Linked DNA regions of Homo sapiens: region 2 is linked to region 1. The links are chromatin contacts, found by Hi-C in ENCODE. All regions are on one chromosome and are shown on one strand. The core of a region is the stretch at or near the end of the contact, and the rest is flanking DNA. Distances in the headings are between cores, read along the strand shown. Region 1 holds the start of OSTN-AS1 (OSTN antisense RNA 1). Region 2 overlaps MB21D2 (Mab-21 domain containing 2).

What was found. Hi-C counts contacts between places; a loop is a spot of excess contacts on that map. Pooled maps may share reads with other maps.
Region 2: a loop to region 1 is called in a pooled map, with 5 times the contacts of the local background. The contact joins the enhancer-like site here to the promoter of OSTN-AS1 in region 1. A Hi-C loop is called at or near these places in 2 of 37 single-sample maps with no recorded cell type and 3 of 50 pooled maps.

The regions. Positions count from the first base shown.
Region 1 is chr3:191,229,810-191,236,822 of GRCh38, reverse strand. OSTN-AS1 (OSTN antisense RNA 1) reads left to right here and starts at 2,218. Exons shown (of 6, transcript NR_133663.1): 1 at 2,218-2,251; 2 at 6,926-7,013. The region is part of intron 3 of OSTN (osteocrin); the gene reads right to left.
Region 2 is chr3:192,897,207-192,903,359 of GRCh38, reverse strand. The region is part of intron 1 of MB21D2 (Mab-21 domain containing 2); the gene reads left to right. Among named protein-coding and RNA genes, the nearest start is that of MB21D2, 18 kb to the left of the region's middle. Within about 2 kb of position 3,504, at least 5 of the 41 ENCODE cell types and tissues checked have a DNase peak (open chromatin) inside an H3K27ac peak, as active enhancers do.

The sequences.
Region 1 (7,013 bases), core at 969-3,468:
CCCAGAAGGTCAGGCATTTTAGTCAGAGGATGTTTACAGTTAAGAAAACAAGTTAATAATGTTTATGGAAGAGATCCAGGACTTAGCAGGTCCAGAAAATATCCTGATGTCACGATATCTTAAGAACAAAAGTATTCTTAGTTTAAGAGTAAGTTTCACTTTAAAGATAATAATATAAATTATTGTGGAAGACAGTAGTTATACAAAGATTAACAATCCTTTGTCCCAAGCCCTTGTAGTAGCGCACATCTCCCCAAGGATTGTTTTTTTTTTTGCGTTATTATCTTATATATAAACAAGCATTATACCTAAAATGGACGCATTCCTCCTCTTGCTTTTGGGCCCTACTCTCTATGGAGTAGGCATTTTTTTGTTTCTTCATTTCTGTAATAAAATTGCTTTCACTTTACTCTGTGGACTTGCCTTAAATTCTTTCTTGTGTGACATCCAAGAACCCTCTCTTGGGGTCTGGTTCGGGACCCCTTTCTGGTAACAATACCTCCTTCTTAGTGTGTGATAGAGATTTTTAAAAAAGAATGTACCAGAATATTAAAATGGGATGCTTTCTATCTCAGTTTTTGGCTGTGGCTTTAAAAGGCTGAGTAAAAAAGAGACAGAAAGAGAGAAAGTATGTGGGAAGTATTTCGTTTTGCATTCCAAAGTGAGGTGCTAGACTTATGTAGTACTTCCAAAGGAGGTTGCTACAAACTTAGTTTTTTCCAACTTCAATCCAATAAAAGGATTCATATTGAATAGCTCAGGAAGGGAGAATTTCTTGGGAGCAAGTTATTGAAAAACAATGGCATTTTCCTTCCTCCTTCATATGGGGAAAGGGCTTTGAGAAAAACACTTCGAGTTTAAAATATGTCCATTGAAGCATGGTGAACCTAATAAAATAGTGTCTATGAAATCTAAAGGGCAAGAAGCTGTGAGAATTGGCTTGATACCAGACTGAAGAGATGACTGCACCAAGAACTGCTTCACTTTCAGTAATGAGAGTCAAGGATGTGGGTTTTCTGTGGGCAGATGTAGAGCATGTGGAGAGAGTCAGCCTGGGTCAATTATAAAAGGGACCTTGCCCCAAGGGCTTTCTGTCAGGGCTGATGGGGGAAGCAAACTCATCAGGATGCTGATGGTGGTGTCAAATGCAGAAGATGAGAGAGTAGGGTGAGGATGAGGGGCATAGCAGATCTGCCAGAAGAGGAGTATTATTGGAGGTAAGGACGCCTATGTTACTATTCGCACTGGGGGTTATGTGACCCCCAGAAACATTCCAAGATGAGTCAGCTTTGAGCATTCACCAAAGCCATGAGGGCACAAAGACAGGTCATGATATTATGTCAAGTAAGACTTTGTTTTACTTCTCTGCATGCATCTCCATCCCCAGTTCTGGAGGAGACAAAAGGCAGCCTACTGTGATAGGGGAGATTGTGAATATAAACTGGCCACAAGCTCCTTCCCACTGAAGCCTTCCAGGATGAATGGGGTCCAAGCTAGGGAAAAGAGAAGCTTTATTAGTATTCATGGTTTGGGGTCACATATAAGAATGGTTATTTGAATTACTGTTATATGGTTATTTTTCTAGTACAAGTAACCATAGGGATTCTTATTATTTTGATGTGGCCAGTAGAGCCATTAATACCTGCCTTTGGGTTTACTCAAGGGGTAGGGAACAACAACTACCACTGAGTGGGTTGGAATGCATGGGGATGGGAGGAAAAGCTGTTTTTTCTGATTATGACTTATGGAGTTTTTCTCTTTCAATTAGGTGGTATAATAACAATATTCTGGAGCAAAGTGTTTCTTGACCTAAATCTACAGAATGTGTATAATTTTGCTGGCTATCTTCCCTCTGCTCTCAGATGTATGCTGCCTTTTCTCACCCTACTTTCAGTCCTAGGAGGCTGATCTTTTTGGAACATATAAATGTTCCTGTGCCCTCTGGCTTTGGTGTGGATCAAGCAATAGATAATTTGGGGAAGACAGAATAGAGGAAGAGGAGGAGAGAGGTCAGGATAATTTTCTCCTGGCCACTCCTTGCAAGACCTCTTCCCGGGAGTATGCTCCTGAAGAAAAGTCACTACTTTTCTTTTCTTTTTGTGCTTTGCTTTTTTTTTTTTTTTTTTCAGATGGTGTCCCGTTCTGTTGCCCAGGCTGGAGTGCAATGGCGTGATCTTGGCTCACTGCAACCTCTGCCTCCCGGGTTCAAGCGATTCTCCTGCCTCAGCTTCCCAAGGAGCTGGGATTACAGGCGCGTGCCACCACACCCAGCTAATTTTTATATTTTTAGTAGAGACGGGGTTTCGCTTTGCTGGCCAGGCTGGTGACAAACTCCTACCCTCAGGCGATCCACCTGCCTCGGCCTCCCAAAGTGCTGAGATTACAGGCATGAGCCACTGCACCCGGCCAAGTCACTACTTTTCTCAAGGCATCTGAAACTCTGTGACTCTCTGACTTTTGGAAACCTCTTCCTTTCTTGTCTTTTCAGGCCACCGTGGGCTGCTGTGCCATCCATTATAATCTACCTGTACCCAGAGTTTTGTAAATAGTCTTCCTTTGAAAAAACCCTCCTCAAATTTTCCTATTTCAAAGGTGACACCTATTTCTTGTTGGAACCCTAACCCAATAGCATTTCTTGCTTTACTGACCTAAAATATTAAATGGGAGAATTAAAGCAATAAGAGTTGTACAAATATTTAATAGTAATTGAATTCAAATATAGAGCACTATTATTGTTATTATTTGCAAGACATTTTTAGTGTTGTGTGAAGGAGTGAGAGAAACCATTATTTAGAAAAATTCTAGGCCAATCATCAATTTTTTTTTTTTTGAGATGGAGTTTCGCTCTTGTGACCCATGCTGGAGTGTAATGGTGTGATCTCAGCTAACTGCAACCTCCGCCTCCTGGGCTCAAGTGATTCTCCTGCCTCAGCCCCCAAGTAGCTAGGATCACAGGCATGCGCCGCCACACCCAGCAAATTTTGTATTTTTAGTAGAGATGGTGTTTCACCATGTTGGTCATGCTGGTCTCAAACTCCCAACCTCAGATGATCTGCCTGCCTCGGCCTCCCAAAGTGCTGGGATTAAGGGCATGAGCCACAGTGCCTGGCCGTCAATATCTTCTAATGTTAAAGAGTCAGTCAGATAGTAGATACTATTCTTCCAGAAAAAAGTCAGGGCGTGGTAGCTCATGCCTGTAATCCTAGCACTTTGGAAGGTTGAGGCAGGCAGATCACTTGAGATCAGGAGTCCCAGCTACTTGGTAGGCTGAGGCAGGAGAATCGCTAGAACCCGGGATGTGGAGGTTGCAGTGAGCTGAGATTTTGCCACTGCACTCCAGCTTGGGTGACAGAGCAAGACTCTGTCTCAAAAAACGAAAAAAAGAAAACAGAAATAAAATGGTAACTTCAGACTTTAAACAAGTGAATGGAAATGAGAAAAATATTTTGGGCTTCAAAGTATAGTTGAGTTAGTGTTGCCCGGAGAATTGAAGTAATTTGCACATGAATCAGAAAATGAAGCTAGTGTCCTATTCAGGTAAAAATGTGTTAAGCAATACAAAATAGGAAACAACAGGTGGTTCTTTATTTCAAGTTAATATGACCTGATATAGGGTTTTCCCTGTTTAGCTTTTTATATTTGTTTCTTTTCATTTTTGTTTTCCCTAGCTTTCATGAATTTTTTTGTTTCCATCTCCTGGTGGACCTTTTTGAAAGTAGAGTTAATTTCCTTTTTCTTTTCTGATATTTTATAGTAATATAGAATTAAATAATATGTTTTGTACCCTGGTGACTCAGAGTTTTAAAATCTGGGATTATGGAGCAATATAATTCAGGGGCCTATACGTGTAGATGGGAAAGGGTTACATCTTTAGTTCCATTAACCTGTAAATGAAAGATAGCATTTATGACCGAACGCAGTGGCTCACACCAGTAATCCCAGCACTCTGAAAGGCAGAGGTGGGCAGATCACTTGAGGCCAGGAGCTCGAGACCAGGCTGGCCAACATGGAGAAACACAGTCCCTACTAAAAATACAAAAATTAGCCAGGTGTGGTGGCAGGCACCTATAATCCCATGCCTATAATCCCAGCTACTTGGGAGGCTGAGGCAGGAGAATCACTTGAAACTGGGAGGTGGAGGGAGCAGTGAGCCGAGATCTCACCATTGCACTCCAGCCTGGGCAACAAGAGCAAAACTGCGTCTCAAAAAAAAAAAAAAATGATTTAGTCACTGCCCTTCAGCCTAGGCAACAGAGTGAGACTCCATCTCAAAAAATAAAAATAAAAATAAACATAATTTTATATATATATATATAGCATTTACTTTATGAATATAGAAAAAAATAATAGTAATAGTTGTGTCTGAACATTGTTACTCATATAAATCACAAATACTTTCAAAGCACATTTTAATTATCACAGATGCTTTGAAATGGTTATGTTCTGCACTAGTTACAACAATTTTTTTTTTTTTTTTTTTTTTTTTTTTTTAGACAGAGTCTCCCTCTGTCACCCAGGCTGGAGTGCTGTGGCACAATCTTGGCTCACTGAAACCTCCGCCTCCCACGTGTTCAAGCGATTCTCATGCCTCAGCCTCCCGAGTAGCTGGGATTACAGTTGAGTGCCACCACGCCTGGCTGATTTTTGTATTTTCAGTAGAGACGGGATTTCACCACGTTGGCCAGGCTGGTCACGAACTCCTAACCTCAGGTGCTCTGCCTGCCTCGGCCTCCCCAAGTGCTGGAATTACAGGCATGAGCCACCGCACCCAGCCACAGCTATTGTTTGCAGACATATCTTTACATCTTATTTTAGGTATTAATAAATATAATATTTAAAATATTTTATGTATATGTTTTATTGCAAATTAATTAAAAAATTGTTTTTGATAATTCTGTTTCTAAACAGTGGCTAACCTTTGAACTCATAAATTCTATCACTCTAAAAACAATACTCTGAGAAGGGGTTCATAGGTTTCCCCAAATTGCCATAGTGACATATGACACAAAGTTTATGAATCCCTGAATTAAGTGATGTATGTGATCTTTAAGCACAGAGTATGGAAAATGGATCTCAGATGTATTACCTTCTCTTAGTAAGTATGGGAAGATAGAGAATGTGTGCCTGATAAGGGGAAAAACATGAGGGCATATACATGAAAATCGCAGACATTTATAAGAAACTCATGAAGTTTTTGTGCACACTCATGCGTATAACACTAACAAATAATTCCTGGTCTTGTGAAAGATCTAACAACACATAAGGAAGCAGTAAAATTCTTGTCTCATAGAATTTGAAAAAATAGCAGTAAATAACCCTCAGTACAGCTCTCCTAAGCAAAATTATTATAATTTTTATAAAATTTTATTTTTATGAAAAGTTTGCAAAATTGCAAGCTATACATTCTTGTTACTAAATACGTCACATTTTAGTCTTGTGGTTTATATATATGTGATATATATATATATGTGTGATTTTTTTAATGACGCTGAAGCCTTGGTAACAGATGACAGAAAATTTTAACACTGTATTATGTTTGAAGTATCATTACACCTCAAAATAAGTCTGAAATTGTTTTTAACTAAAACTCAGAAATGTCTATAGAAATATTTTATGCAATAACTATTATTTGTCTTTCATTGTTTTCTACTTCTGGAATATACAAAACAAGTTTCAGATTTGCTTTCAGAACAAAAAGAGGAATTCCTGTATTTAAAAAAATGCTGCCAAAAAATCTCAGAGGAAGTGTCCTTGGAATTTAACTTGAATGCATAAATTATCAACTATAAAAAATAAAAATATAGAAGACTAAAGAGTATGCATTCGGAGGGATTCTCAACTTCCGAAGCCCGTAGATGAGCTTCTGTGCAAATGCCTCATGCTCCTTAACACTGCCAAACTTCTCGAAATAGTTGGAGGTGAAGGTAAAGGAGAGAAAAAAGGAAAAGAAATAGTTCATTTTTAATTTCCTAGGGTCATCAATTATTTTACTAAATTCTTTTCTTGCTTTATACAGCATTGGATGAAACCTTTGCAATCTAGCTCCAGGGATGTTGATTAACGTTATATGGGTTCTGCACTGCACGTTCCAGAGGGCAGCAATATGAATGGTTGCAGAATGCAACATTCCTTTGTGACCCCAACTCTCCTTCCCAATTTCATTTCTTGTCCCATTTCTTATTCTTATCACCTGATAGTGAGTTCTCATGCTACTTAGCCCTTTTAAGAATGTGTCTTTTTTTTTTTTTTTTTTTTTTTTTGAGACGGAGTCTTGCTCTGGCACCAGACTGGAGTGCAGTGGCCCGATCTCAGCTCACTGCAACCTCCACCTCCCACGTTCAAGCGATTTCCCTGCCTCAGCCTCCTGAGTAGCTGGGGCTACAGGCGCCCACCACCATGCCCAGCTAATTTTTTGTATTTTAGTAGAGACAGGGTTGCATCATGTTGACCAGAATGGTCTCGATCTCCTGACCTGGTGATCTGCCCGCCTCTGCCTACCAAAGTGTTGGGATTACAGGTGTGAGCCACCGTGCCCAGCCAAGAATGTGCCCTTAATGTTTAAGCCCCTAAGCCATCTCCCACATGATTTTCTCATAGCAGAATAATCCCACTTAACCTGTCAGAAAGGACACTAATTTTGTGTGTCAAAATGTGTTATAATTACTGAATTTGAAAATGTTTTCACTATTTCTTGAAAAGTATTGAAAAAATATCCTAAGTTATTTATTTATTTATTTATTTATTTATTTATTTATTGAGACTGAGTCCTCACTCTGTTGCCCAGGCTGGAGTGCAGTGCTGCGATCTTGGCTCACTGCAACTTCTGCCTCCTGGGCTGAAGTGATTCTTGTGCCTCAGCCTGCCGAGTAGCTGGGATTACAGGCGCCCGCCACCATGCCCAGCTAATTTTTTGTATTTTTTGTAGAGACGGGGTTTCACCATATTGGGCAGGCTGGTCTCGAACTCCTGACCTCAAGCGATCCACCCGCCTTGACCTCTCGAAGTTCTGGGAT
Region 2 (6,153 bases), core at 2,255-4,754, 1.7 Mb before region 1:
CCCTCCTCCGTTTTATAGACATGGAAACTGAGGGCCAAAAAGAAAAGGGGACTTGATCATCCTGAATGCTGCCTTTACTTTTGGGCGGAATGGAGGTTATGTAAATGTTGGGTAATTAATGCTTTAAGAAAGATACTTGTACCTGAGACAGTTGGCTTCATAGCATTTGTGCTCCAGGGAGGATTCTGCTGACTTTGAAGACAGGGGAAGTCACTCCAAGAGGGCTGTGCTTCAAGGTAGGGAAAATTTCCCCTGTTACAAAGCCACCTTGTAGTTTGAAGTTCTCTTAATTGCTATTAGAGGAAGGATGCTAAATAAATAGCCTCATAGGCAAGGTGTATTTTTGGTCTGTCGTGTTTGCTTTGGTCTTTTGATTTGTTCTTCATCTCTTTCTCTCTGGTTTCTTTCCTCTAAAAAGTGTGACCTTTTCTTATGCCTGTGCTGTTTCCACAGCTTTGAATAGCATGATGAATATTTTGATCTCTGAACAACTAATATCTGTAATCAAGGCTGGCGGGCTGGACTCTGGACTATAGGACCGGCCTGTGGCTGGGAGGAGTTGCCGCTGCATGGGCTGAAACACCTCCTCAGGATCTGAAAGAACCAGCATAACGTTCACTCCCTGTGGCTGGTCTTAGAGCTTAGGAGGATTTAGGGTGTTGTAATAGGATTCAAAGAATTAGAGAGGAGTTAAGCTAGTGGGAATCTTTCTGAGATCAGCTCATCCACCCCATCATTTTACTGATGGAGAAACTTAACCCCTAGTGAACAGTGACTTGCTCAAGGTCAAACAGTGATGGTAGTGATGAGAATGATGAAATTGAGAAACTCTTCCTCACTGTTGGCTAGGCGATGTTCCAAGTACTTAGAATTATTAATCCATTTAATCCTCACAACAGTCCTGTAAGGAGAGTACTGTTACCTGTCCGCACTTTATAGATAAGAAACCTAAAGCCAGGAAATCACCTTGCTCAAGCTAGTGATAGAGGCTGGATTCAGACATCGGCAGTCTGGCTCCTTCCCTCTTTGCACCTTCACAAAACTGACTACGCCGGGCTCTATGTGGTTGCTGGTATACAAACGTGGGGTGGTGCCACACACTGAGCAAAAGAACAGAAGTGAGGGGGTAGTGGGCAGAGTGGAAAAGATAATGGTTTTGATCTCCTGAAAGCCGGTTGCTAATTTACGGTTCTGATTCCTGGTCCAGAGCCCTTTTCACTCTATCAGTTGGCCTTCCTTGGCAGCTCCCAGGACAAACATTCTTTTGATGCTTGTGATTTTGTTTATTGAAAAGTCCTGGATGAAATCTCATCCTATCTACAGCCTCCTTTTGAAAGTAAGAAGGTGCGTCCCAGCTAATTGATTGATTTAAAGAGGTATAAAGGCCAATTGGGCCCTTGACACTAAGTAAATTAGGGCAGCCTTACGAAGATGCAGGCTTTCCCCCCACACTCCCCCAATGGGTTTAATTTCAGATTTAGAACATTTAATTAGGACATAGTTAATGTAGTCTATCATTGTGGGGATAATGGGGGAGCAGATCTATTTTTCAGGGAAAGGCAGATGCCAAATGTATTTTTAGGAAGTTGACTTTGAGGTCACAATTTATAAATTGAGTTGGGTTTTATGTGAACTAAGGGATTGGCCTCTTTAGTGCTGTGAGTGACCCTTATAGTGACTAAAAAGTGACTAATGATTTGTTAATATGAATAACCCTTCCAGCTTTCCTGCTTTCCGAGGGCATATGTTTGTACCTTGACTTGTTTTAAAGCATTGAAGCATATTCATTGGATGAGATACAATTGTTGTTGGGGTGAAATAACTGCTTGAGATCCTGGTGCTCATGATGCAGAGGAATGGAATTGAAATTCTCAGAGAAGCCCCATTCCCAACCTACTTACTCAAGGCTTTCTGGCAATAAAGTCTTTTTTTTTTTTTTTTTTTTTGAATTTTTAGTAGAGACGGGGTTTCACCTTGTTAGCCAGGATGGTCTTGATCTCCTGACCTCGTGATCTGCCCGCCTCGGCCTCCCAAAGTGCTGGGATTGAAGGCATGAGCCACCGCTCCCGGCCGCAATAAAGTCTCAACAGGAATGGAAACATTCATTTCTCTATGGAATAGTGAACTATCTGGACAATGTAGAACCTCATAGGAAACAATTTAAAAATCTCTGTTTCTTGGGGAAGAGGATTGATGGGAAATGATCCACCTAATGTCTCTGTGTCATCCAAGACCAACCAACCCTGGCTCCATCCTCTCTGCCATCTCGGGCCGTTCACCTGGGTATTATCTCTGCCTTCTCCATCTGTAGTTATTTTTCAGTACTGTTTCCTTCCTGAAGCATTCATACATCCATCCTTCATCAGTTTCTTCAACAGAGGCCTTGGAGACCTTTGTGCAACAAGTCTTTTTTTTTTTTGAGACAGAGTCTCGCTCTGTCACCCAGGCTGGAGTGCAGTGGCGCGATCTCAGCTCACCATAGCCTCTGCCTCCGGGGTTCAAGTGATTCTCCTGCCTCAGCCTCCCGAGTAGGTGGGACTACAGGCGGGCGCCGCCATACCTGGCTAATTTTTGTATTTTTAGTAGAGACAGGGTTTCACCATGTTGGCCAGGCTTGTCTCGAACTCCTGACCTCGTGCTCTGCTCGCCTCGGCCTCCTAAAGTGCTGGGATTACAGGCGTGAGCCACCGCGCCCGGCCTGTGCAACAAGTCTTCTATGGGGCCATAGGAATACAATAGGGAGCAAATCTTCATGTTACTTATACAGTCTTAGGAGATGGGCAAAGAAAAAAAAAAGAAGCTTTACAGATTATGATCAATACCCTAAACGAAAAAACCAGCCAAACCAGAACATGGTGCTGTGACTTGGCATTCTTCTCCAACTTGACCCTGTTGACCATTCTTGTCCCTTTTAAATGCTTTCCTCCCTTGGCTTTCATGACAACGTATTCTTTTTGATTTTCTCCTTTTTCTCCATCCCTGTGTAAAGGATGGATTTGTCCAACCCTTGGTGACTGCTTTTCTCTTTTCTCCCCTCAACACTTTCTGTGATTTTTTTTTTTTTTTTTTTTTTTTGAGACAGAGTCTTGCTCTGTCACCCAGGCTGGAGTGCAGTGACAGTGATCTTGGCTCACTGCAAGCTCCGCCTCCCGGGTTCACACCATTCTCCTGCTTCAGCCTCCTGAGTAGCTGGGACTACAGGCGCCCGCCACGACGCCTGGCTAATTTTTTGTATTTTTAGTAGAGACGGGGTTTCACTGTGTTAGCCAGGATGGTCTCGATCTCCTGACCTCGTGATCCGCCCGCCTCAGCCTCCCAAAGTGCTGGGATTACAGGCGTGAGCCACTGTGCCTGGCCTCTGTAATCTATCTTAAAGTGCCAGTCTCTGTCTCCCAAGCCTGTGTTCCAGCTCAGACCTCTTGACTGCCTCTTTGACAATTCTACTTGGATGACTCAAAGGTGACATAAGGTCAGTGTTTAAAGTGAATTTATCTGTGCCCCAAACCTGCTTCTTCTCAGTCAGCCACACTACCACACACGAGGTGCCCAAGACACTAACTTGGCAGCCATCCTGGGCTTCTCCCTACCCCAGAGCTGAAGAGGAAATGAGGCCTGTCAATTCTGCTACCTTTTTTGGACTATGTTTTCTTCTCTCCATTCCGTCACCATAGGCCAGGCCACTACCATCTGTCTCATGGATTGTTGTAATAATCTCACTGGGATTTTGCTTCCAGTCTTGCATCCTTTCAAGCCCTTCTCCATGCTGAGTCATCCTTTAAGTACGCCTGAACCCATTATGGGCATCCCATTCTCTTTTATTTATTTATTTATTTTTGAGAGTCTTGCTCTGTCACCCAGGCTGGAGTGCAGTGGCGTGATCTCGGTTCCCTGCAACCTCCACTTCCTGGGTTCAAGTGATTCTCCTGCCTCAGCCTCCCAAGTAGCTGGGATTACAGGCGTCCGCCACCATGCCTGGCTAATTATTGTATTTTTAGTAGAGACGGGGTTTCACCATGTTAGTCAGGCTGGTCTCGAACTCCTGACCTCAAGTGATCCGCCCACCTCAGCTTCCCAAAGTGCTGGGATTATAGGCATGAGCCACCGCGCCTGGCTGTTCAAACTCCTTAGCCTGTTCTACAAGGTTCTTGGAAACCCAGCTCCAGCCCACATCTCTAGCTTCCTCTCCTATAACCACTTCCGTTTTACCATGTATTTCTTGTATGCCTGCTATGAGATAGGCACCATGTGAGGTACTGGCCTTGCATTATATGTTAAGGTAAAGACACAAACATTCTGAACATGTTTAGAGGGCCTCAGTGCTCTTTTTCCTGTTGCCTCTTCATCCACACACTGAACTCTCAGAAGCTCTTACTCTCATTTCAACCACGTTGGCCTTTCAGTTCTTTGAAAATAGCACATCCTCCTGCCCACAGAGGCCTTTGATGGAAAGCCCCATCTCTCTCATCCCACTTAACTCTTACTGATCCGTGAGATCTCAGCTCTGTCAAATCTCCACTTCTTGGGGAGGCCTTTTGGGCCAGCCTAGAACAGGTCAAATTTTTCCCTGGCCTTCTAGCGTCACAGGTTTCTTAGTTGCACCAGTCGGTTATGAATTTGCAATTGTTTGTGCTTAATGTCTGGTATTTTACACTGCCATAGAAACTCAATGATGGCCTTTTGTGTATCTGTTTCTGTCTTTTTTTTAATTGCCTGAAAAGCAGATCAACAAATATTGCTGGTATCGTTGGCTATTTTACCTTCGTTCTTGAACTTGGGCAATTGGGTGGTTCACCATTCATGATGAGGCACTAAGATGGCTGTGTGTGTTCTGAGCTTTAAGTATATACCTTGATGTGTTTTGGGAACTTATCTTTCCTTCCTAGTCTCCCACCTCTTTGTAGCATATAATCATGAAATTATAAGACTGACATCTTTTGAAATTGTCTAGTCCAGTTATTCCCAACCTTTTCTAAATATGAGAATTTCTTTTTTCTCAATTAAGAAAAGTATGAGATAGTGATGCACACCTGTAGTCCCAGCTGCTTGGGAGGTTGAGGCAGGAGGATGCTTAAGTTTAGGAGTTTAAGACCAGCCTGGGCAATATAGTGAGATCCCATCTCCAAAAAAAAAAAAAATACGTGAGATTCATGTGTTTTTGGTTGTATTTTTGCTGTCAGTTTTTTTTTTTGAAAAATAAATAGTTATAAAATGCTACTGTGAATTTAATTATGCAAATTACTTTAAATTTTATCTTAATAGCATCTACATATACTTAAAAAGTAGTAGTATATTTGCATGAGAGATAATACTATAGCACCAATACCTCCATGCCCATGTGGTCTCTCAGTCAGGAACCAGCTATTAGTATTGGTCCTTTATTTTTAAAATTTTTTTTTTTATTGAGACAGGGTCTTGCTCTGTCACCCAGGCTGGAGTGCATGATCACAGCTCCTGGGCTCAAGTGCTTCTCCCACCTCCACCTCCCCAGTAGCTGGGACTACATGCCCTCTCAGCTAATTTTTGTATTTTTAGTAGAGATGGAGTTTCACCATGTTAGCCAGGCTGGTCTTGAACTCCTGGGCTCAAGTGATCCTCCTGCCTTGGCCTCTCAAAGTGCTGGGTTTACAGGTGTGAGCCACCATGCCCGGCCTTTGGTTTTTTATTTTACATACGTCAGATTTGGAACTGGTTGCCTGTGGGCTCATTCCACCCCTCCCCCATATGTGTTTGATCTGACCAACATGCTGTTTTTAAAATTTTGGAGCAAATATTTAAAAGCTGGGAGATTTTCTTGAAAAATGAGAAGAACTAGACGTGATTTCCTATATGGCCATAATCACCCGGACTGAATAGCAGCTGCCTCCTCTAGATGTGCCACATTTTCTTCAGTTTGTCACAGTCCTCACTAATCTCTATCTTATGGCAAGTTACTGGTAAAATGGGAACTCAAAACCTAATGACCTAACCCTTGGTTAGTGGGGCCTCCTGTCAGTCTCCACAGAGGCTTGTGAGCAGGAGCCCTGGGGTCAGGAGTCAGGAAACCTGGGTCTTTGTCTTCCACTGTTGCTCATTGGTTTGATGACCTTGAACAAGCTATGCAACCGTTCTGTTTGTTGCATAGTTTGTTGCATCAAACTAGCCTCTCTGACTAGT